2 separate regions of the Homo sapiens genome follow, and region 2 is linked to region 1. Evidence: read pairs that join two places in POLR2A ChIA-PET (ENCODE). Cell type or tissue: A673. All regions are shown on one strand. Each heading gives the region's core, and the rest is flanking DNA. Links, peaks and the distances in the headings are about the cores only.

Region 1 (11,645 bases), core at 1,309-9,308:
CGCTGGATGCTTCCATGTCTTGATCCCTAGACCTGATTTTCCTGAGCCTCTGGGTTGAAGGAGCCTCTTATTGGAGTGTCCAGGATTATGAATTGGGAGAGAGTTGCTCATTTCCTCCACCTTCTGTTACCTTCTTGAATCTGTGCAGCAGAGAAAGTGGGTTTTGGAGGCAGAGAAATTGGTTCAAATCACAGCTGCCCAGTCCACTGGCTTGGGCAGGTGACCTCATGCACATCACTTAGATGTTCAGGTCTCAGTTTTCTTATCTGTACAAGGGGACAGAAATGCCTGCCTTCTATTGTTGCTGCAAAGATCAGATTAAAGTAATAGGTATGGAAATTCTGTCTAATCTAGAATGATGTTTCCCAGCCTCGGCGCTATTGACATTTTGGACCTAATAACATTGTTGTGGGAGTTGCTGCATGCATTGCGGAATGTTTAGTCCTATCCCTGGCCCCTACCTAGTAGATGCCAAGAGCATCACCCTGCCCCCAGTCGTGACAACAAAAATGTCTCCAGACTTTGCCCCTGGTTGAGAACCAGTGATGTGGGAAGAAAGTTTAGCGCAGGTAAACTAGAAGATGGTGGTGAAGCGAATTGCAGCACCACAGCAGGCACCGTGCTTTCTGGCCAGGGCTTCAGTCCACTGTCTCCCTTCAGTAATCCTGTATCCACAGGGTTGACAGTCATCTTATTTACATGGATTCAAACCTACAGGATGATTTTTCAGCATGGTTTGGGAGCAACAGTAAAAACATATGGTAAGTGATTATTAACCTAATGAGTTGTGGTAAATTGTAATTTTATATCTTAATGAAATGATGTTGTATGACACAGGATAATACATTTTGATCAATTTCCCTGATATTTAAAACTTGCTGCCGTACAGTTGCTAATTCTGGTGCCTGCCAGGATGAGCAACCTGATTGTGGTTTTTCAATATTTAATGGCCTGTTTACTGCTGGGTTTCTCAGATGTTCAACAGGTTTTTATTGAGTGCCTACTGGGTGCTGGGGATTCAGCCCTGTCCTGGAGGCTCAGTAACTCCAGAGGAAAGTTTTATTTACTGGGTGAATGGCTATGTGGATTTGTAATCAATTGGCTTAAAATGCAGAGTAATAATTAAATATAAAATTGGCTGAGCAGTGCCAATGCCGGGAGTGTGGGAAGGTTTCACAATGGCAGTCTTACAGGAATGCCAGGTGGGCTGCCTGGGGGCATGTAGAGTGGTGGGGGGTGTTCCAGGCAGAGGGAGCAGCCATTGTAGGGGTGCTTTGGGGATACTGTCAGCCTAAGGAGGGGAAACCTGCCTGCGTGGGAGTTGGGACACCAGCAGAGATGGTTATGAAGAGCCTTGCACCCCAGCCTGTGGGGCTTTAAGTAGAGGACTGTGCCTGGAACCAGGGGTACGGTGCACAAGTATGGAATGCATCACATTGCTGGATTCTGACCATCCTCAACGACTGTCTCTTGGTCTTCTGCTGATGGGAAAGTCTAATGACTTGCATTTGATTTCCCCCAGTAGCCCATGATAGATACTCTGCTTCTCAAACTTTAGCCCACCAGAATCACCTGGAGCACAGTTAAAACAGACTGCTGTGTTCCACTCCCAGAAGTTCTGACTCAGCAGGCCTGGGGAGGAGCTGAAAGTTAGCACTACTAGCAAGTCGATGGTGCTGATGGTGCCAGTCTGGGATCCACACTTAGAGAACCTCTGGTCTAGACTAGAACGTGGCAGGATTGTCCTGCCTTAACTGAGGACAGTAGAGATGTATTGCTGGCCTGGGGCATGGAGCCCCGGTGTGGACATGGTTAGGTGTCCTTCTCAAGCCCCTTGGTGGGTTGTGGGGAGAGTCTTCTTCACCATGGGGAAAGTCTCACATTGGGTTGCCTGGAAAAGGACTCTGAGATGGAGAGTTGCTCGTGGAAGGTTTATGTGGGGAAGTTCTCTGCGGTGAGGTGGGCGGAAGGGGTGCACCTGCAGGGGACACAGGAGGAAACGTGCTTGGGCCGGGGAGAAGCTGGCCTGGCCTGACCTGTGGTTCTGAAGAACGCCATCCCACAGGGAGCTGTGGCGCTAAGGTGGCTCTTTAGTGTTGCCCCAGATGGAGGTGAGGGGACTGCCCAAGCCTTTGATTTCTGCATCATCTGGTCATTTCAGCATAAGTGAGAGGCCTAAAAATGAACAGCAGGCAGTTCCCTTGGGTGAAGGAGTTCACTGCAGTAGAGGGCAGTCCCATTGAAGGGCGAGCTGCAAGCCCAGCCGCTGATATTCCTGAGGTTGGGGGATGAGCATATGGAAGAGGGCTGGAGAGTACCACTGTGACCATCTCAGGGAGATTTCCCAGGAAATCAAGGGCCAGCATGTGGATGACTTTTAGTGATGGTCACTCACTTGCTCAAGGTTCTTCTTTGTCTCATGAAGTGAGAGAGATGTGTCATCTGCTCTGCGTAGGAAAGGCAGGATAGTTACTTTTTGGGTCCAAGGGAAGACAAATGGTAATTAATGGAGTTTTTAGGGGCTCAAAGATGCTCTTAGATGCTCCAGGGTGGGATTCCAGAGTCCTTGCACTGAGCTGTCACATATCTTCCTGTGTGTTAGGGAGGACTCCAGATGGGTCTCCAAGGAGCTTCTGGGCCATGCTTAAGGAGGTCACCTCTGGGCAAGAGCCAGGGCTTTCTCTTTGGGCTGGAGTCCTGTCTAGTTCAACAAGAGGCCATCTGCCCTGCCCAGCCTCAATGCAGGTCAGTGTTTCTGGCTTTGCCTTTCACCATCACTGAGCTCCCAGGAAGCTCAGAGGCAAAGGAGGGGTCACCTGTAGCCATAACATAGGCTGCTGTGGTGTGGCTACTGTTCATTAACTCACTCCCAACTGCACCTCATTTTTCTACCATTTTCCTCTTTATCTTGAGTCCTGCCACTGTTTTATTTTTTAAAAATTGATTTTGCTCTTTGTAAGACACACAGAAGTATTTTAGAAGAGGAAAGACACAAGTGAAGTCCCTCTCACTCTCTGTCCCTCTCCCTTCTCCACACACAGCCCTGTGTCCCGGGGTGTCCACTGAAAAGGGAGTGGAGGGTGTACTTCCCATCAAACCCTTTCTTCAGTTCCTTACTTTTAATACATTCGTTGTTTTTATTTCTGGAATCATTTTTTTATTTTCCCAGAATTCTGAGTTTCTTGATTGATCTCATATCATCGTGGTCTATTCTTCTTTTATGGATATGTGACTATCTTGAATCTCTTTGAAGATGGTAATTCGATTTTTAAAAAAGTGGTCTTTTGTTTCCTGCATTTAACTCTGTTTTATTGGTGATTCTTCTGTTCACTTTTAGGCCTCTCTTTTATGCTGATATTTTCTACAAATGCCTGGTGATTCTCGGTTGACATTTAAATTTGTAAATGGGAGGGGGGCATCTAGATCTGTTCTGTGGTTGTGAGTTTCCTCAACATGGGTGAAAGCCGTGACTGCGTGGGTGGGCAGGGTGGATGTTGAGTAGAAACGCTCTGTGTGTGGTGTGTGAGTGCAGACTCTATTGCGGTGTGGGATGAGCCTACGAAGTCCTTGGGGGCCTCTTTGTCCCTCGGGTAGGCCAGCAGTTACCCCCAGGGCGCTGGTGCACTTTTTCCAGCCTTGTGCTCACCCGCAGGAGGGAGTCTCCCAGGCAGATTTCTCATTTCAATTAGAGAATTCTTCTGGTTGGCATTAGCCTGGGGGCAAAACCAACAAACAGCTTCTCCCAGGGCTTTGGACGGGCACAGGGGTCCCAGCGCAGGCTTCCTCTCTCTGGGAATGTTCTGGGGTTCAGTTAGGTGTTGGGTGCCGGTTCCTTAGTGCTCACAGGCTTCGCTGTCAGTCTGTTTCTTTGACTTCTTAGTTTCTAGCAGTCTCATAACGTTTCTGATCCCAGCCTTTTCCTATTTTCTTATGTGCCTTAAGTTTTCCTAAGAACTATGCTGGGCACATTTGTCCCCATTTTTTTAGGTGAGAAGACTGAGGTCCAGATGAATCAAGTAACAGAAGGGTGGCAGAGGGGGCTGTTAGGCAGAGCTGGAATTTGGCCCGAGCTTGCTCTGCAGCTGTCAGGGTGCCAGGGGGAGCTCACTTCCTCCTGCTGCAGGGGTGGAAGAGTGTATCACTGGCTCCTTGTCCTAGAGTGCTTTTTACATTACAGCTAATTAAAATGTGCTTATTTCGAAGCTGGGCCTGATTTGCAGGAATGATTTAGAAACTTGTCGGAAATGAATCGACTCAGTAGTAGTATAACCCAGGGTCAATGCCACGCATATATTTTATTGTTTCATCATGCTGTGTTTTGGCTTGAACTGAACTTTATGATGTGGAAGATGGACCCTGGGCCCTTTATGTCTCATTTATTCTGCAAATATTTCCTGTTTACATTATTTAGGAAGGTCTCCCACCCCCACTCCCATGCTTTCTCTGTTCTCTATGTCCACCTGAGATGGAAGTTCATTTTTATGCAAATCCAGATGTTGGATCCAAATGTGACTTTGAGTTTGATGGAAGTGCCTGGGTTCGTATCCTGACACTTATAAGCTGTATGACTTTGGACCTGTCACTTAGCCTCTCTGAGTCGTGGTTTCCTCACATAATCACAATTGCATCTCAGGTTGGTGGTTAGGTCTGTGGGAGAGCAAGTAAGTCTTCCCCTCCCTCATTTCTTCCTCCAGGCACTGTTTAGGTGAACCGAGCCCTCTGTAGAACAGCGAGCATAGACCCTATACTAGGTTTTAGTGCCTTTATACACTGTACAGTCTAAGGAGCTTTTCAGTTCAGGATCGGTGTAGCGCTTGTTCCCATTGGGGCTGTCTCTTTTCTCTCCTGTATCAGTTCCCTTCTTTCTCATTGCAATTCCCACAGGGAGTTTTTAAGGACCAATGAAACATTCAGACTCACAAGATGAACACAGGGGACACTTGGCACCAGTCTCCTCGAAAGATTTGGGACACAGCCTGACACAGCCTGCCAGCAAGGCACGTGAGCTGTTCTCTTCTGCACAAGTAATTCTTGCAACAGTCTCCGCAGTGGTCCACGAAGGTGGCCAGGAGCTATTCTCTTTGCTGCCCCCTCCCTCCCAGGATCTAGTTCAAGTGCAAAGGAATGAGATACACAATGGGTGGCTGTGGAAGCCACCCTGGCTTAGAAGCCTTATTGTCCCAGCTGCCATATCCATTGTAACAATTCCGTAGGCTTAGCTTCAAGGACCCAGGGACATGTCAGGTACAAATTTCTCTGCATCTAGGAAAACCCAAATTATGGCTTCTTTTTCAGATATTTATAACTTATTTATAGTTCCTCCCAGTTCAAATGCAACTTACCAATCAGGGGTCATTTTTACCATAAGCAGAGTTGCCTGGTAACATAGTTAACGTCCCACTTTCCTCAGGTTTCCAGGGGAGTTATGCTCCGCAATTAACAAAGGTGAAATTCTCTTGCAACAAGGAAAAGGGTTTGGTTAACCCTTTCCCCCATATTCATCATCCTACTTTTTTCCCCTGTGGGCTGGTATTTTTGGCATCTCTTTTGGAAGGACGAATGGAGTCCTCAGAAATATATTCCACACTGTGTACATTTTCTGATGATCTATATAACACACACACACACACACACACACACACACACACACACACACACACACACACATCATGAGATATGCTTTGGAGTCATACTGGCCTGGGATCAAATCTTGGCTCTTGGCTTTGCCACCTATGAAGAGTTAATTTCCTTCCTTCCTTCCTTCCTTCCTTCCTTCCTTCCTCCTTCCTTCCTTCCTCCCCTTCCCTTCCCTTCCCCTTCCTTCCTTCCTTTCTTCCTTCCTTCCCTTCCCCTTCCTTCCTTTCTTCCTTCCTTCCTTCTTTCCTTCCATCCTTCCTTCCTTCCCTCCTTCCTTCCCTCCCTCCCTCCCTCTTTCCCTCCCTCCCTCCCTCTATCCCTCCTTCATACAGCCATCCAAGGAGCATGCACTGCCTGCTGTATGCAAGGCTTTGTGGTAGGTGCCAGGCAGGAACAGGTAATTAAGACATGGTCCTTTTCCTTGAGAAGCATGATCTTATTAGAGAGACAGAAATAAACAATTTCAAATGTGTGTGGTAAGCATTATGTTGAAGTAGCACAGGGGAGTGTGGGACCACCAGGCTAGGCTGGGGACAGTCAGAAAAGGCTTCTCAGAGGAAGGGACACTTGCCTGTGCTTGAAGGTGAGTAGAACTTGGCCAAGTGAAGAAGGTAGGGAAAAGCATTCCAGGTAGAAGGAACAACATATGCAAAGGCATAGAAGGTGCTGAGAGTGTCAAGATGTGAGGCTGAAGAAGGGAGCCAGGGGCATTTGGAAAGCTGTTTATTATCTCTGACTTCAGTTTTCTCGTATACAAAATGTGATGAGCAATGCTTACTTGTTTATGAAATTAAATGAGGTAATGATGTATGTTTAAGCACCTGGTGTAGTTAGCTTCAATTCCCTTTCCAAATCTGTCTACAGATGCCTAAGAGCCAGGCTTTGATTTTAAATGAGAGAAGGAATAAAAAGCACTGAAGGGCCTGGCCGCCCACTTGCACAGTGCAGGTTTCCTGCAGCTGCTCTTGTGTTGGTCGCTTTATTGCTGCTTTGGACGGAGCACTAAATGTCTGCATGCCGACCTGGATTACGTCCTTCAGGATCAGCGAAGCACATCATTGTGTTTTCTTAATGGCTCAATGCTAACAGCAAGTCACGGCCTGTCGAGGTGTCCTGTGGGACAATTTTTCATCTGCCTATGGCCATGCTTCTGTCTGACGCTCTGTCAACACGCCCTGTCATTCGCTTCTTTGTCTTGCTTTGCCTTCCACATGCCAGCTGGGGAAACTTCGCTTTCCATGGAGTTTGGAGACATTTACTATCCAGTGACCAAAGGTCAGGATGAGCTGAGGAGCCATGGTGGCCACCATCAATGTCTTTATGATGCGTAAATTGGATCCTGTCTCTTCTCCATACAAAGCTACTCAGTGGGGCCGGGCGTGGTGGCTCACGCCTGTAATCCCAGCACTTTGGGAGGCAGAGGCGGGTGGATCATTCGAGGTCAGGAGTTCAAGACCAGCCTGGCCAACATGGTGAAACCCTGTCTCTACTAAAAATATGAAAAAAAAAAAAAAAAAACAACAACAAAAAAACTGGGCATGGTGGCTCGTGCCTGTAATCTCAACTACTTGGGAGGCTGAGGCAGAAGAATCACTTGAACCCTGGAGGCAGAGGTTGCAGTGAGCTGAGATCATTCCACTGCACTCCAATCTGGCGACAGAGTGAGACCCTGTCTCAAAAACAAACAAACAAACAAACAAACAAAAACAGGGAAAAAAACCCCCACAAAGCTGCTCAATGGCTTTCTGTTGTAGCTTGATGAACTCTTACAAACCTAAATCACATCTTCTTAGGTTTCTGCTTAAAGCCTTCCAGTGCTTTGCCCTGGTGAGTAGATAACATCCAACTCCTTTGGCCCATAAGTCCTCACGTGAGCTTGCCTCTGCCTGCATTTCCAGCCTCTGTTCCAGGAACCAGGCTTCATGCTGGGGACATGGTGATGAGCAAAGTCAGAGTCAGTCCCCCTCAGTGACTCCATTCCAGTCACCTGGCCTTCTTGCTATTTCTCAGATCCCCCCACCCTGTTCTTTTGCGCTTGAGGGGCTTTGCACATGCTGTTCCCTTTGCCTGGAATGTTCTTGCCCTCATTCTTTACATGGCTGGCTCCTGCCCAGCCTCTGACCTCAGCTTCATCCTCGTCTTCCCAGAGTCTGACCTGCTCATCTGTGCAGTTGTCTTTCTTTTTGTCTACCATAGCCTCTGAGTATTTTTATTTTTTAATTTTTTATTTGTTTCTTTATTTTTTTGAGATGGAGTCTCGCTCTGTTGCCCAGGTTGGAGTGCAGTGGTGCGATCTCAGCTCACTGCAACCTTCACCTCCCAGGTTCAAGTGATTCTCCTACCTCAGCCTCCCGAGTAGCTGGGATTACAGGAACACACCACCATGCCCGGCTACTTTTTGTATTTTTAGTAGAGACGGGGTTTCACCATGTTGGCCAGGATGGTCTCAATCTCCTGACATCATGATCCACCCGCCTCGGCCTCCCGAAGCGCTGGGATTACAGACGTGAGCCAATGCGCCCAGCTGCTTCTGAGTATTTTTCTTCGTGGCATCATATATCTGTGAAATTACTTGGTTGCTCCCCCTTCAGGATAATAAACTTTAAGAAGCAATAGGCTCATGCTTATTTTGTTTACCATTGCATCCCCATGGTGTCTGACCTATAGTAGGTGCTCAGTAAAAAGTTGTTGAAAGATTGAATGAATGAATGAGGCAGGTTATATTTTTCAGAGATGACCACCGTAACATAGCCCAGGCTGTGTTTCTAAGAATAATCCACTCACCCTCTCTGGGCCTCACTTACCCTGTTTATATGTTGTTGCCAGGAGGATTAAACACATATATGTGAGGGACACAGTGTTTGGGGCCTGCAAGTGTTAATCCATGTGAATTCTATAATTCTCCTTGTAGAAACATGCCAGGCCCATCTCTAGCTGAGTCCAAGGAGGAAAGTTGAGATATGACTCAAGAGGGATGATGTTTGAAATCCTTGTCCTCATGGCTTTTAATCAATGCTTGACCCTTTGGGGCAAGGCTGGCAGATGCAGCCCCTGTTTTGTCCCCTTCCCATCTCCCTGGGAATGATGACCTTGCCTTTGTCAGGAGGGAGGCGTCACTCCCAGTTGCTTGGGCTGGGGTATCTGGGGCACAGTTGGCCTGGCCTTCGGAGATAATAAAATCTCTCTCCAGCCCATGGGAATGTTTCTGTTGAGCAAGCAGGACTTTTTGGTGGCTTCTCTCCTGAAGTTATCACTCTTCTTTTTTAAAAAAATTAAACTGTAAATTATGAACACTATGTTACCTGCCAAAAAGTTTAGGAAATGAGGGAAATCACCTGCTATGATCCCACGGTGCAGATTCAAGGGCAGTGTTTGACACTTTGCCTTCTTAATACTCAAGGCTTGCAAACTGCACTGCCCTACCATGGTTTTCTGGAAGCCCCTTACCCATCGCTTTCTTTCTACCTATTCCTGATGTTTATTGTTTATGTCCTTCTCTCCTCCCTCCTCTATCCCCTTCACTAGAATGTCGGCTTTGGAAGTGTGGGGAATCTCTGTCGTTTGCTCATGGGTGGAGCCTTCAGAGCGACTCTGACTGCCAGGCCTCTGGTTTTAGTGTTTCCCACCCACCAGGCAAACTCCTACACATACATCTTTTATGTTTTTTTTCTTTAAAAGACAGAGGCTTGCTCTATTGCCCAGGCTGGAGTGTAGTGGTACAAACATGGCTTACTGCAGCCTCGACCTCCTGGGCTCAAGCGATCCTCCTGCCTCAGCCTCCTGAGTAGCTGCGACTTCAGGCACAGGCCACCACACCTGATAATTTTTAAATTTTTTGACAAGGGGTCTCACCATGTTGCCCAGGCTGGTCTCCAACTCCTGGGCTCAAGCGATCCTCCCACCTCGGCCTCCCAAGTAGCTGGGACTACAGGCATGTGCCACCACGCCTCGCTAAACATACACGTCTGTTAAATTTCTGCTCAAGCGCCACCCCCTCCTGGAGGCTTTCACTGCTATCCTCCCCTGTGCTCCTGCCCTTCCCATCTGGCATCTCTGACACTGTGGGCTCCCTGGGGCTGGGCTGCCCAATGTCCATAGGAGACATGGGCTTCAGAGGCCATGTCTGGGTGCTTGGACGTTGACTTAAGAGCAGTGGGAGTCCTGGAGGTGTGCTGCGTTTTAGAAGAATCTTTGCAGTTGTTCTGTGGGGGAAAATACTGGACGGGGCAAGAGTGGAGGCAGGAGAATAGTTGGGAGGTGGTGCCTGTGGCTCAGGGGAGAATTGATGATGGCTTGTGGCCATGCTATCCAGTAAGGTAGCCAGTAGCCGTGTGTGGCTCTTTTCATTGAAAATACAGGAAAATAAAACAAAATTTAGTTCATTCACACTAGCCATATTTCGAGTACTCGCTAGCCACATGTGGGTATTTTAGCCCCTATTGGGCAGCGCAGATACAGACATTTCCATCCCTGCAGAAAGTTCTGTTGGTCCACTCTGGCTTGGACTGTGGTGGTGGAGTGGAAATGAAGAGAAGTAAGGGCGTGGGAGGTAACAGGAGGGAAGATGTATGCAGTTTGGGGATGAGTTGGATCTGGGGTATGGTGGAGAGTGGGGTATCAAAGAAGACTCAGGAAGTAAAATTTCTGGGTCAAAAAAGAGTGAGCATTTTTATGGCTCCTGATTTCTGCTGACCTGTCATTTTCCAAAAGGGTCATCACCACTCACCAGAAGCATGAGAAAGTGCCCATTTTATCCTGCCCTCCTGGCACAGCTTATTACCTTCGGAACACCCTTCCATTGTGTATATCTCTTGCCAAATCTGCCTTCATTTAGGGTCTAGCATGTGGACCCTGAGGTCTTTGTGATCTCAGGGACTTATATGTATATTAATGCAGATTTCAATAAAAAGAGTTATGTTTGCCATTGTGGTACGGTCTGATGCTGTTTAAATGCCTTCGGTAATATCTTCAATCAGACAGCAAATAGAAAACAGGGAAGTTAGTAATAAAAAATGAATTAGGACGATTAGCAAAAGGTGAACCGCTTCCCTCCTCAGGCGACAGGCAGAGTTGACGGAGCTTTGCAGGGTGCCTCCTGTCCAAACACACGTCTGGATTATTGCAGCCTTTGGGGCTGGCCCTGGGGTCTTCTCTGCACATAGGACTTGGTTATTGCATTTAGTTTTGCAAAGGTCATGGACATCCCCTCGGAGGGGCTTTGAGGGGCTCACACCAGGATTGGGGGCCCGCACCCTGGGTTGGGTGAAGGCAAGGGGTTGGAGAGGGGTTGCTGCCCCCCCCCGCCATTTCTGACTGAGGGCAGGTCAGCGGCTTCTTCCTCTAAGCAGAGACATCAGTGGGCCTTGCTTCCCTCCGTGCATCCTCCAGGGGCCTGGACAAATCTCATCTGCCCCTCTTTCTAACACCTTCCCCGGGGTTGCTTTTGGGGAACATTTCCTGGCTGTCTGGTGGCAGGGGCAAAGTCCCTTCAAGAAGGAAGTAGAGGCAAAGGCTATAATTGACTAACGCAGACCCTGGGGCACCAAAGAGAAACAGAATTCTAGTGACCAAGTAAGTTCACTAGAGTTTAGAGCTCAACAGAAGGGTGAGAAGCTTCTACCTGGGTAAAGTTGGGCATCACACTCACCTGGAGCAAAGGGGACCACGTTGACCCCCACAGGTGGTGAATGTCTCCGTTACCTAGCTCATTTCTGTAGCTGCAATACCATCAGGATTTCAACATGTGAACTTTGGGGGGACCACAGCATTCAGACCATAGCAGATAACATGCACATTAGCAATACGATTGCCATGACAGAGTGGTTGGTGTGGTTAATACCCAGGTTAGTTGGCTGATCCCCACAGAGGGCTGGTGACTGCCTACCTCAGGCCAGCGCAGCTGAAACTGAAGAGCACCTGAATCACATGAGGGTCTTGTGAGAACGCAGATTCTGATTCAGTAGGTCTGGGGCGGGTCCAGAGATCTGGCATTTCTAACAAGGGCTAGA
Region 2 (11,645 bases), core at 2,130-10,129, 52 kb after region 1:
AGTCCCCTGCAGTCAGTCCCCTGCCCTCCTCCGGCTGCTTCTCCTGGTGCCTTCCTGAGAGCATTTTAATCAGAGCTGCTTCTCCCTCTCTCTCTATTCTAGTTTGATGGTGACAGTGCCTACGTGGGGATGAGTGACGGAAACCCAGAGCTCCTGTCAACCAGCCAGGTGGGTGCCTCATCCTCCCTGAACGGGTGTCTTAAGATTTGGGCTGGCTGGATCTGAGCTGTTCCTGGGTGGAGGTAGGGGGTGCAGAATGGGGCCAGCACAGCCCGCTGCTGTCTTCTCTCTGAATGATCAAGAATAGCAATAGTCTCCTTAAAAGGTACAATCAAAGTGGGACTATAGTGTTCGTAAATTAACTACCTGGCTACTGTTGGCTTAAAATGGATTGGGAACTTGATGAAACTTGAAATGTATTGCCCATACTCCCCACGCTTGGGGCAGCTTTTCAGCAGCAGTGAGTTGAGGTGCCTGCTGCTCTCTGGTGCCGCCTGCCTCTTGCCACCACACAGCACCCACGGGGACATGTTCTGGTTTGGATGCACACATGCCCTTGCGTAGGCATGCATGGTTCTCCTGCCTGCTGGGAGTTGTTGAAGGCCACAGGGGAGGGTTGTGGACAGGGCACAAGGAAAGAGAGCAGAAGGTCTTACTGGTGGCAAAGGAAGCAGAGTCATTCCTGGGCAAGGCTGTCTCGAACCCCAGCCTGGCCCTCTGGGGGGTCATAGTTGCCAGTTGGAATCAGATTTTCCACTGAGAGCCTGGTCTCTGAAAATTAATGTTTCTCTCAGCTGGGAGCATCCTCACTATAGACTATGATGCCACAGAGGGTCCTTGCTGCAGGCTGAGGGTCCAGGGAGGGTCTCCCTGCAGAATGTGATGCCAGGGTGGGTCCTCACTGCAGGCTGGGACCCCAGGGAGGGTTCTCACTCTAGGCTGAGATCAGGGAGGGTCCTCACTGCAGGCCAGGACCCTGGGGAATGTCATCCCTACAGAAAGTGATGCAAGGGTGGGTCCTCACTGAAGGCTGGGGCCCCAGGGAGGGTCCTCACTGCAGGCGGGGGCCCCAGGGAGAGTCCTTACTGCAGGCCGGAACCCCAGGGAGGGTCCTCATGGCAGAATGTGATACCAGGAAGTATTCTCATTACAGGCATGGCATCGTGGAGGATGGTTCCCTAAGGCAGTGGTGCTTGCTGGGTGGGACCAGCTCGGGACACTGATTGGAGAGCCAAGGAGGGTTATAGCTGCTGAGAAACTTGGGAAGCTGGAGGGCAACCCCGGCCCTGGAGCTGACCTCTACCCTCTGTCTCTGCCATTGTGGGGGCTATGGCAGTCCAAGTTGGGTGGCCCCTCAGCCATCAGGCTGGGCACATATTTTCCAGATGGGGCAATAGAAGCCTATTAATTCACAAATATTTATGTCCCTATTCTGTGACAGGTCCCATGGAGGCCATAGATGAGTAAGACATGGGCCTGTGGCCCTAGGGGGCACTACTAGTGAGGAAGATACTGTAGTCTCAGTGGGGCATGGAAGCTCTGCTGCAGGGTGCTGCGCCCCCTCCCCTGCCGCTGCAGGATCGCTCATGCCGGGGCCACCATACCATGCCCCTCTCTGGCCTGTCCCTGTGTGAGCATAATGCTGCTGCTGCAAAGCTGCCTTTATATTGCATTGACATGCGCCAACATGCAAGACTGGTGGGCAAGACTCCAGGCCTTGGAAGTGGTTATTTTGGAAGAGTACACTGATGTCATTTAATTGTACATAATCAACTGAAGTCTCATCTCAGCAGACCAGAGTTAGCCCTGACATCTCATCTGAGCCTTTTCACAATGTTTAAATAGTATTTTTGTTAACATATTGAGCCCTGGTTTTCAGAACTATATTATGGTGAATTCTGTTCTGGAACCTACTGGAAAGCATTGGCAATGTCCTTCCACCAAGAAGGAAAAGTGGGACTCAGTGGGGCTCTGTGTCTGCTCTAGGCCTCGGCAGAGGAGAGCACAGTCGTTTGGAGAGGAGACTTGGTACAAATAAATGTCACCCTCCCCAAACCATTAACAGTCATATCCTCAACAATTCCCCCAACACTTTGCAGCTTGCAAAGCCTTTTTCTCAATGGTTATTTCAGCTAATCTTCACAACAGCCTCGAGAATGAGTAGACGTTATTGTTCAGTCAATTTTATAGATGATGCAACTGAAGATCAAGGATGTTGGCTGATTCAATCAAGGTGACTCAGCCAGGGAGCACTAGAGCTGGCATTCAAACTTGTGAAGCTCAGACTCGGAGCTCCACAAGCCTCCCTTGCCTTGTCCACTGACTTGCCTCAGCCTAAATGTCACTTCTGCAGAGAGCTCTTTGTGACTGCCAAACCCACGTTAGGTCCCCTTTCCATGATTCTCATTAAAATGGCACCAGGTCTTTTTAATTCATAGTGACAAAAATTCATAATTTTTGTCACAGTGGTCATCTACTTACCTTGTGATGACTTAGTTAATGCCTGATTTCCACCCTAAACTGTGACCACCATGGGGAAAGGATCTGGTCTCTCTGGTCCAATGCTGTGTATCCCAGTGGGGCATAGTGTCTGGAACACCGAGAGCACTCAGAAAATATTTGTGTAATGAGTGATGGTAGCCCCTGCTCTTCTCTGAACTTCAATGTCCCTAACAGTGGAACAAGGTGGTTGGACTTCCTGAGGGTCCTTCTAAATCTTTTATGCTGTGACCCAGAGGGTCTCCCTAACTTAGGACTTTATGAAGAAGATATCAAAATTCTCTGAGATTAATTAAGTCTAGCCAGTGGCATGAGCCAATCTTAATGTGAACAAATTTTGCAATTGCAGTTAGATTTCTTATAGTGTATCCGTTAGTTTTTCCTGCATAACAAACACCTCAAAACTTAGTGGCTTAAAACAACAAATGTTTATCTGGTTAATGATTTTGTGGGTCAGCAGTTTAACTGAGTTCAGTTGGGTGGTTCTTCTGGCCTTGCTTAGGATCACTTTAGCAGCAGCAATACATTGCCAGATCAGCAGTGGGCTGGTTGGTATGGGAGGCTCACCTGTGTTCCACATGGTCTCTCAGCTTCCAGCAGGCTAGCTCCAGGTTGTTCACATGGTAGGAGAAGGGTTCCCAGAGCAGCAAGAGCAGAAATTGCAAGATTTCTTGAGGTCCAGGCTTGAAATAAACACACATCTACTTCCAACACATTCTATTGGTCAAAGCCAGTCACAGGACCAGCCTAGATCAAGGAATGGAGAAATAGCCTCTACCTCTTGATGGGAAAGGCTGCAAAATATTGTGGCCTTTTTACAAACTACCACATGTAGGAAACATATGGGATATGATTCATGATGATTTTGTTGAAAAATAACTTAGACTTTTCTGGTACCTATAGCTCCTTGCAGCTCAGTGGGACCCTACTAGCTTCTAGACTTGAATGATGAAAGTTCTATATATTTCCTTCCTCTTTTCCCTGGAGTGCTTCTTGAACTCACAACGCGAGCGCGCGCGCACACACACACACACACACACATACACACATACACGTGAACACCCTCTCACAATGTGTTGTCTCATCAACTGCAAGAATTGTATTGTCCAAATTACTGGATTAAGGATTGACATCAACATTTGGGTAAAATGAAGCCCTCACAGCCACTAGAGGATTCAGAGGATAAACACTCTAAATGGCTTAAAATATGTTTTATAAATACAGTTAAATACAAGGTTCACCCAATCAGCAAATGTTTATTGGACACCTGTTATATGCAAGGCTGTGAATATCAGTGGGAAGCCATTTCTGGAAAACATTTGCTTCCAGAACATCCAATCAATATATGTATATATTTTTGAGATGGAGTCTCACTGTCACCCAGGCTGGAGTGCAGTAGCTTGATCTCGGCTCACTGCAACCTCCACCTCCTGGGTTCAAGTGATTCTCCAGCCTCAGCCTCCCGAGTAGCTGGGATTACAGGTGCCTGCCACCACACCCAGCTGATTTGTGTGTGTGTGTATTTTTAGTTGAGACAGGGTTTCACCATGTTGGCCAGGCTGGTCTTGAACTCCTGACCTTAAGTGATCCGCCCACCTCGGCCTCCCAAAGTGGTGGGATTACAGGCGTGAGTCACTATGTCTGGCCCAGAACATTCAAATCGTATTACAAATTTGTTCTTTAATGTAACACTTCTCCTGAGATGCCATCTTCTTTACTTAGAAACCGCAGCTGAGACAGAGGTTCCCCTAGGGTATGTATTAGCTGACTGTGTCCCTTTTTGAAAACTTTCACCGCCGCTCTACGGGCTTGAAGTGTTTTTTTTTGCAAATACATTCTCCATTGTTTGGTTTTTGCAAGACTCCACATAAATTTTCCCATAGCTGCTTTAGCTTCTACAAATGATCACACTCCCTCTCCCTCCTTGGACCTTGGGTTACTTTTGTACCAGACTTGCCGGGGTGGCCTGAGAATGAGATATAATTCTCAGATAGGGCTGTGTCCCCATCAGCAGCTCCAGGGGGGTAGAGGACCTGGTAGAGGTCAGTTCTTTCCTGTTGAGAGCAGACTCTGTCCAGGAGTTACAGAAATGGATATTTCCTGATGATGTGACCCAGAAAGAGTCTCCTCCTTCCTGGGACGAGGTGAGGAGGAAAGGGAAGTGGGCTTGGGACTCAGCAGACCTGGATTCAAATTCCAGCTCCTCCATGCCTCAGCATGGGCCAGATTTCCTTATGCAAGTGATAGCAGCTTCCTATCAAATGGGAGGAGTAGCAGCGTCTGCCTCCTAGAGTGTCATGAGAAGTAAATGAGGTGTGTGTGTATTGTGGATTCTGTTGCTGCCTCACCAGAGTCCTGCTCATCATTCAGCTGCTGTGAGTGTTGGCTGCTAACTATTCACAGCTACTCTTTCTTTGGAAAATTGGAACTGTGAACCCAGGAGAGGATAGAAGGGGAGGTCTAGAAACCGATATCCTTATCTCAAGGAGTGACCAACTCTGCAACTCCTCATGGGCTCCAGCTAATCCAGCCAGACTCCAGCCACCAAGGCCAAATCTTTACTCAGCTCCTCCCCTGTCATGTCCTGCCTCCCTCCCGCCCTTCTTCTAAGAGCCCTCTTCAAGTCACTTTCACAGGCATCCCCATCTCAGGCTGTACTTCAGAGGAAGCTAAACTAAGAGTATGTAAAGAACCAGAGTCAGAAAAACTAGCTATGACTTATTATTTTTTACCATATATAATGCTTTGGTCACACAAGAGCTTCTGTTCACCTCTTGCGCTCATTTACAACTTGGTGTTTTTGTATGCATTGTTTCCTCTGATGGGAATCCCCTAGTGTTTTTCAACCAACAAATGCCTATTTGTTCCTTCAGGGGCACTGCAAATGTCACCTCCTCATCACAGCCTTCCTGGCTGTGTGTAGAGTTTTCCACTCTCTTAGCTCTAAATACCACTTCTGCTAAAGAGCTCACATTTTTTACAGGAATTATTGAAAGAACTTGTGTGTGTGTGTGTGTGTGTGTGTGTGTGTGTGTATTAGAGTCAGACTGAATGACATGAATGACATCAGATTTGCAGTCTTAAAAGCTCTCAATGACAAGAATGAATACAGGGAGACCAAGTTGAGAGGGTTGGTAATAGGCCAAGTAAAGGATCAAGATCTAGATTGTGGCAGAGGGGATGGAAAGAAGTAGATGCATTGGAGATAAAGTTAGTGGGTCTTGACAGTGATGGACATAGAGGGAGAGAGAAACGGAGGGGTAAAGGATGACTCCTAGGCTTCTACCATGAGCCCATTTTCAGGCATGGTGGTACCATTTTCTGAGTTGGGGAAACCCTGGGGATTTGCAGGTTTGATGATGCCAGACTTGGATGTGTTATATTTGAGATGCTCATCCACATGGAGATGTTCAAGTAGATAGATGATGGTACAAATCTTGAGCTCATAAGAGAAGTAAATTTGGAAATCTTCAGCCCATGATATCAAAACCTTGGGAGTGAAGGAGATTTATGGAGAGAGGGAAGAACGAGAAGAGCAGAGGACCAATGACTCTGAGATGTTGAGCTCCAACATTTGAAGGCAAAGTAGAGGAGGAGAAGACTGTGAAATAGATTAAGAAGGAGTGGTTTGAGAAGTAGGAGGAGAACTTGGAGTCTTAGAAACCACGGGCAGAGTAATTCAAGAAGAGAGGGGATCTAGGTGAAAAGGATGTTGGATCCACAGTTCCTTAAAATTTATCAAAGGATAAATAAAATCCTTTGATAATGGGATCACATCAAGTTAAAACACTTCTGTACAGCAAAGGAAACAATCAACAAAGTGAAGAGACAGCCCACAGAATGGGAGAAAGTATTTGCAAACTACCTGATGAGATTAGTAATCAGGATATATAAGGAGCTCAAATGACTCTATAGGAAAAAAAATCTCGTAATCCAATTAAAAAATGGGCCAAAGATTTGAATAGACATTTCTTAAAAGAAGACCTGCAATGGCAAAGAGGCATATGAAAAGTTGCTCAATATCACTGACAATCAGAGAAATGCAAATCAAAACTACAATGAAATGTGATCTCACCCAGTTAAAATGGCTTATATTCAAAAGACAGGCAATAACGAATGCTGGTGAGGATATGGAGAAAAGGGAACCCTCGTACACTGTTGGTGGGAATGTAAAATAGTATAACTACTGTGGAGAACAGTTTGGAGGTTCCTCAAAAAACTAAAAATAGAGCTACCATATGATCCAGCAATCCAACTGCTGGGTATATACCCCAAAGAAAGGAAATCAGTATATTGAAGATATCGGCACTTCCATGTTTGTTGCAGCACTGTTCACAAAGCTAAAACTTGGAAGAAACCTAAGTGTCCATCAACAGATGAATGGGTAAAGAGAATGTGGTATTTATACACAATGGAGTATTATTCAGCCATACAAAGAGAATGAGATCCATTTGCAACAACATGGATGGAACTAGAGATCATCATGTTAAGTGAAATAAGCCAGGCACAGAAAGATAAACATTGCATGTTCTCACTTATCTGTGGGGTCTAAAAATCAAGACAATGAACCCATGGAGATAGGGAGTAGAAGGATGGTTACCAGAGGCTGGGAAGGGTAGTGGGGCAGAGGGGGGACATGGGGATGATTAATGTGTACAAAATAGAATGAATAAGATTTAATGTTTGATAGTACAACAAAGTATAGTCAATAATTGCGTATTTTAAAATAACTGAAAGAGTATAATTGGGTTGTTTGTGACACAAGGATAAATGCTTAAGGGAATGGATAACCCATTCTCCATGATGTAATTATTACTTATTGCATGCCTGTATCAAAATGTCTCATGTACTCTATAAATATGTACACCTATGTACACACAAAAATTAAAAATAAAAAATGATTTGATAAATGTTAAATCAAACATTTAAACATACTCAAGGGAACCATAAAGGCACCAGCAAAACAAACCTTAAGGTATACTTTACAAGTTTGGTGTGGGGAAGGCATTTCTACTATTTAAAGCCTCAGAAGAAAAGACTTAAAATTGGACCATAAATTAACATAAAACTAAATTAATATAAATATAAAAATTAACATAAAATCAACATATGACTTTTGTATGGCCAAACCAGCATAAGTAAAGTCAGTAGACAAAAGTTGGGCAAGAATATTTTCAACTTACACCATAGTTGAAGAACTAATCACCCTTATACATGAAGACTTGCTAGAGATCAGTTCAAAACCCTGGTAGAAAAAAAGGAAGGAGATATGAACCAATAGTTTACAGAAAAAGAAATACAAGTGGCTCTTAAGTATGTGAAAAGTGCTAAGAATCATTCATAAATCATAAGACAGCCATTTTTTACCAATTGGATTGACCAAAATCCAAAGGTTTGATAACACACTCGGTTGGAGTTCTTATGGGGAAACAGGTACTTTATACATTTCTGTGGGCAGGGTAAATGGACAACATCTATCAAAATTGCAAATACATTGACCTTTAACCCAGCAATTCGTTTTTTTGGAAATATGCCCTACAGATATATTTGTACATATGAGAAATGACATATTCAAGACTATTCATTTTGATATTGCTTTACTAAAAAAGATGTAAAACAGTACAGTATGCTACCATTTATACAAAAAGGTGATAAGAATGTATATTTCTAAGTGCTTGCATTTGATTAAATAACCTTGGAAGGATACATGGACGCTAGAGTGGCTTTGCGCGTTGTACATGCATGTACCTCTGTGTGTGTGTGCGTGGTATGGGAACTGTGCAGGTGCTGGGCAGGGATAGAAAAAGACTTTTCACCGTATCTTTTTATGTTTAGGGAGTTTTAAACCATGGGAATTTATTATAACTTTAGAAAGTTAAATAAAATGTAAGAAGAAGGAGAGAGTCAGTTAGCTCAAACACTTCTGAGGGATTGGGTGAGATGAAAGTTGAAATGTGTCCAGTCATCTTAGCGAAAAGGAAGTGACTCTGGGCTTCAGTATAAGCAGTTTTGATGTGCAGGGTCATTGTTCTGGTCCCATGGGCAGATTGAGAAGCGTGAGGTGAGGACATGTAAACAGTAAATATAGACAACTTGTGTGAGAAATTTAGCTGTGCAGGACAAGGGCCAGGGCCGAGCTCAATGAGATGAAGATTCCATAGAAGGGATTTTCTTTTTTTTTTTTTTTTAAAGAAAAGTCTTTAGAATATTTAGTCATCAATGGAAAGTGTCAGGAGAGAGGGTGAAGCTCTGGGTTTAGGAGGGGGAAAGGCTAAGGGATGCTTTCAGATTTCAGAGAAAGTGGGAGGGTCTGGATCCTGCTCAGAGGTGGTGGCTCTGGCCTTAGCTGGGAGTGCTGGGTGTGGAGGACAGCAGAGAAAAGGAGTGTGGCTTTGTAGATGGGTTGGCTGGGAGCAGAGGGTGTCTGCACCTGAAGGTGTCAGTCTTCTCAGAGAGTTGGTGGGCCAAGAGCCAGGGGACTGCGGGTGAGAGGTGGTGGGGAGGTCTGGGGTATTTGCTGTGGGGCATGGGAGAATGAGCTCCCGGTGCTTGTGCTGTGGGGCAGACAGGTGGGTTAATCCAGGGCAAGAGATCTGCCAGGCAGTTGCACCAGAAGGACACAACAGCTTTTTTTTACTCAAAAGAGACTAATGTAAAGGATCAGGGAATCTAAGCTGCTTTTAGAGAGAAGACGGGTCCCAGGGCCTGGGGTCCAGTGCAGCTAAAGAGCTAGTGGGGAGCAGCTGGATGGCAAGGACACCTTATTCAGAGTGGGACGCTGGCTGGTGATTTTGGAAGTGAGCAGGCCATGGCATTGGCAGGGGCCTGGTATGCCTGGGGAGCAGGGAGCTGCATGGGGGAGAAGCTCCTGGGAGGTGAGGAGCCCACTGCCCAGCACAGCATGGTGGCTGAGCTGAAGGGCCCTGGAAGGATGCCGGGGTAGGGTGGATGGGAAGGTGGGACCCAGAACTGAAGGCTGGAAGAATGAGGGGCTGGATGCTGATGGGGCTGGGTGTGATGGGATTTATAGGGACAATCAGCAGGGGTCTGAATGGATGGGGCAGTGGAGAGGGAGAAGGATGTCAGTTCCTCTGAAATTCCTGTTGAGGCAGGAGGCAAGCAGAAGGCGTGTTCTAAGGCAAGGCTGGGAAATAGGGTACTTTGTTCCTAGAGTGAGAATCCCAGTGGCTCCAGAGCTGTTTGCAAGGGGAATGACACTGCACAATTGAACATAAAGATTCTGGGGACTTACACATGAGGTGCTCCCTGGGGAGCTCTCAGGTCTCTGGGGTGCGGTGTGTGCCACCAAATGTGAACCTGCTGGCTGTGAGCCTCACAGGGCATGCGCAGCACCCAGTGTGGCCCCTGGCCCCACTGCCCCTGTAGCATCCCTTCCCGATGCTCCAGCAGAACGTGTGCTGGAGTACAGCCATCATGTCATACAGGCCAACATCCTCATGCTACAGAATGAGGCTTCTCAGTGCCTCACACCACACCTGGCATGCAACAGACACACAAGAACTTGGAGTTCGTGATTCTTGCTCTTGGTTCCAGCACCACCATCATGTTTGTGCAGCAACCTTCCTTCACAGATCCCCAAGTTTGCCTGGTCTGTTTCTCTCACCACTTGGATCAAGCATCTCCCCACTAGGGTGGGGAGATGGTACCATCAGGAGGCCAGAAGACAAGGTGCTGTTCAGCTTCTAGAGGAGAACTCAGACCTGCCGCTCCCTGAGCACTGAGGTCCTTGCGGCCTCAAAGTCACAGCCTCCTTCCAGCAGGGGGCAGTGTCAGATGCCCAGAATGGGAAAAAGAGCCAGGAGCTCTGAGTTCGAGGCTCCGCCCTGCTCTTAGGCCTTCACCTGTGCTGGTATCACTCTGAACCTGTTTCCTCATGTGAATAATGAGGGTAGATGGTCTGTTTTTTCCAGCACTAAATGATGATACCGATGATCAATAACATTTGCCCTGCACCTCCTTAGGCTCAGGCTCAGGGGCTAAATGTTTTCCATGGGTGGTCTCATTTCATCCTCACATTAACTGTGTAGGTGGGCACTATTGCTGTCCCATTTTACAGAGGAGGAAACTGCAGCACAGAGAGGCAGAGGAGGGTGAGGCTCTTCGAAACAAATAAAAACCCTCCCCAGTAAATGTATTGGAGGCAGGCGACCCTCCTGCTGCTGTTGAAATCTAAGATTTCTGTCTTAGTAATTCTGGCCTCTGAGTCTGTGTACACTGTAAAGGGCAAAGATGACAAGGCTTTTATTGCTTTAATTAAAACCTGGGTGAAGAGCTCGCGATTCATATTAAAATGAAATTGTGTTTCACCCGCTGTGGTGCGGAGAAGGTAACAGCGGTGATTACTGCTAAGATTACAAACAATCAAAGAGAAAAGGCCTTTTGCAAGCATTTCCTATTAAAGCCACAAACATCACACTTTAAAAATAATTATGGTTGTGTTATCAGAACATGATTCATGAGTTCTGAATAAATACCAGAGGCCTTAAAGGAAACTGTTTCAAGACCATAGATTTTGTTCAAATCTGATGAAATTTAATATCACTTCACAGTTGGAGAATAAAATACAAGGAGGGGGAAAAAGCCCATCCTGTGTATATGGAGAGAATTGAGTATATATGTCAGATTGAACTAATGAGCTCTTCCCCATCAACCCTAAACACATACTCAGAAAAAATGGCCTAGCTTCTCTTATTTTCACTGAGAGAAAACTGCCGAGGAGGAGTGAGTACTTATATCTCACCAATCTTAATTTTACATCCCAATGGCCAAAAATATATTTATTTTAAAGCTCTTGATTCCTGCCTATGAGACGTTTAAATATTTGAGGGCGCAGGCATGGAGACATTGGGGAATGGATGGGGGGAGGACTTTGGTCTGCATTTATGGTGCCTCCCCTGTCATAAAGATATTTTTCATACAATGCAGTGAATGTTTATGGCATATAGTTTTGTTTCCTTCCAACTATTATGAGAGAAATTGAATCCCAGGAAATGTTCACTCTCTCTAAATGGGATGGAAACAATGATGATGATGTGGGAAGTGCAGGGGCCTGGGGGAGGGGATAGCAGTGGGGTGGACACGTGATTTCAAGGATTTTCTTAAAAACAGCACCCTTCCCCCTCCCA

Evidence for each region. Peaks named below come from ENCODE experiments on the same cell type or tissue, not always from the same donor. Only the 100,000 strongest peaks of a DNase experiment are listed, where the experiment ranks them.
Region 2: POLR2A ChIA-PET joins it to region 1 with 12 read pairs; 5 of 35 experiments call an interaction of 5 or more read pairs at or near these places.

The regions. Positions count from the first base shown.
Region 1 is chr20:43,921,845-43,933,489 of GRCh38, forward strand. All of the region lies in intron 1 of TOX2 (TOX high mobility group box family member 2), which reads left to right. Among named protein-coding and RNA genes, the nearest start is that of TOX2, 13 kb to the left of the region's middle. In A673, for the core only: a CTCF peak has its summit at 4,068; DNase peaks (open chromatin) are centred at 3,567, 4,207, 4,937, 5,717 and 1 weaker place; H3K4me3 peaks cover 1,859 bases; H3K27ac peaks cover 7,379 bases.
Region 2 is chr20:43,973,265-43,984,909 of GRCh38, forward strand. It overlaps TOX2 (TOX high mobility group box family member 2), which reads left to right. Exons shown (of 9, transcript NM_001098797.2): 2 at 103-168. Among named protein-coding and RNA genes, the nearest start is that of TOX2, 64 kb to the left of the region's middle. In A673, for the core only: no CTCF peak of the experiment used is centred there; a DNase peak (open chromatin) is centred at 6,497; H3K27ac peaks cover 1,469 bases.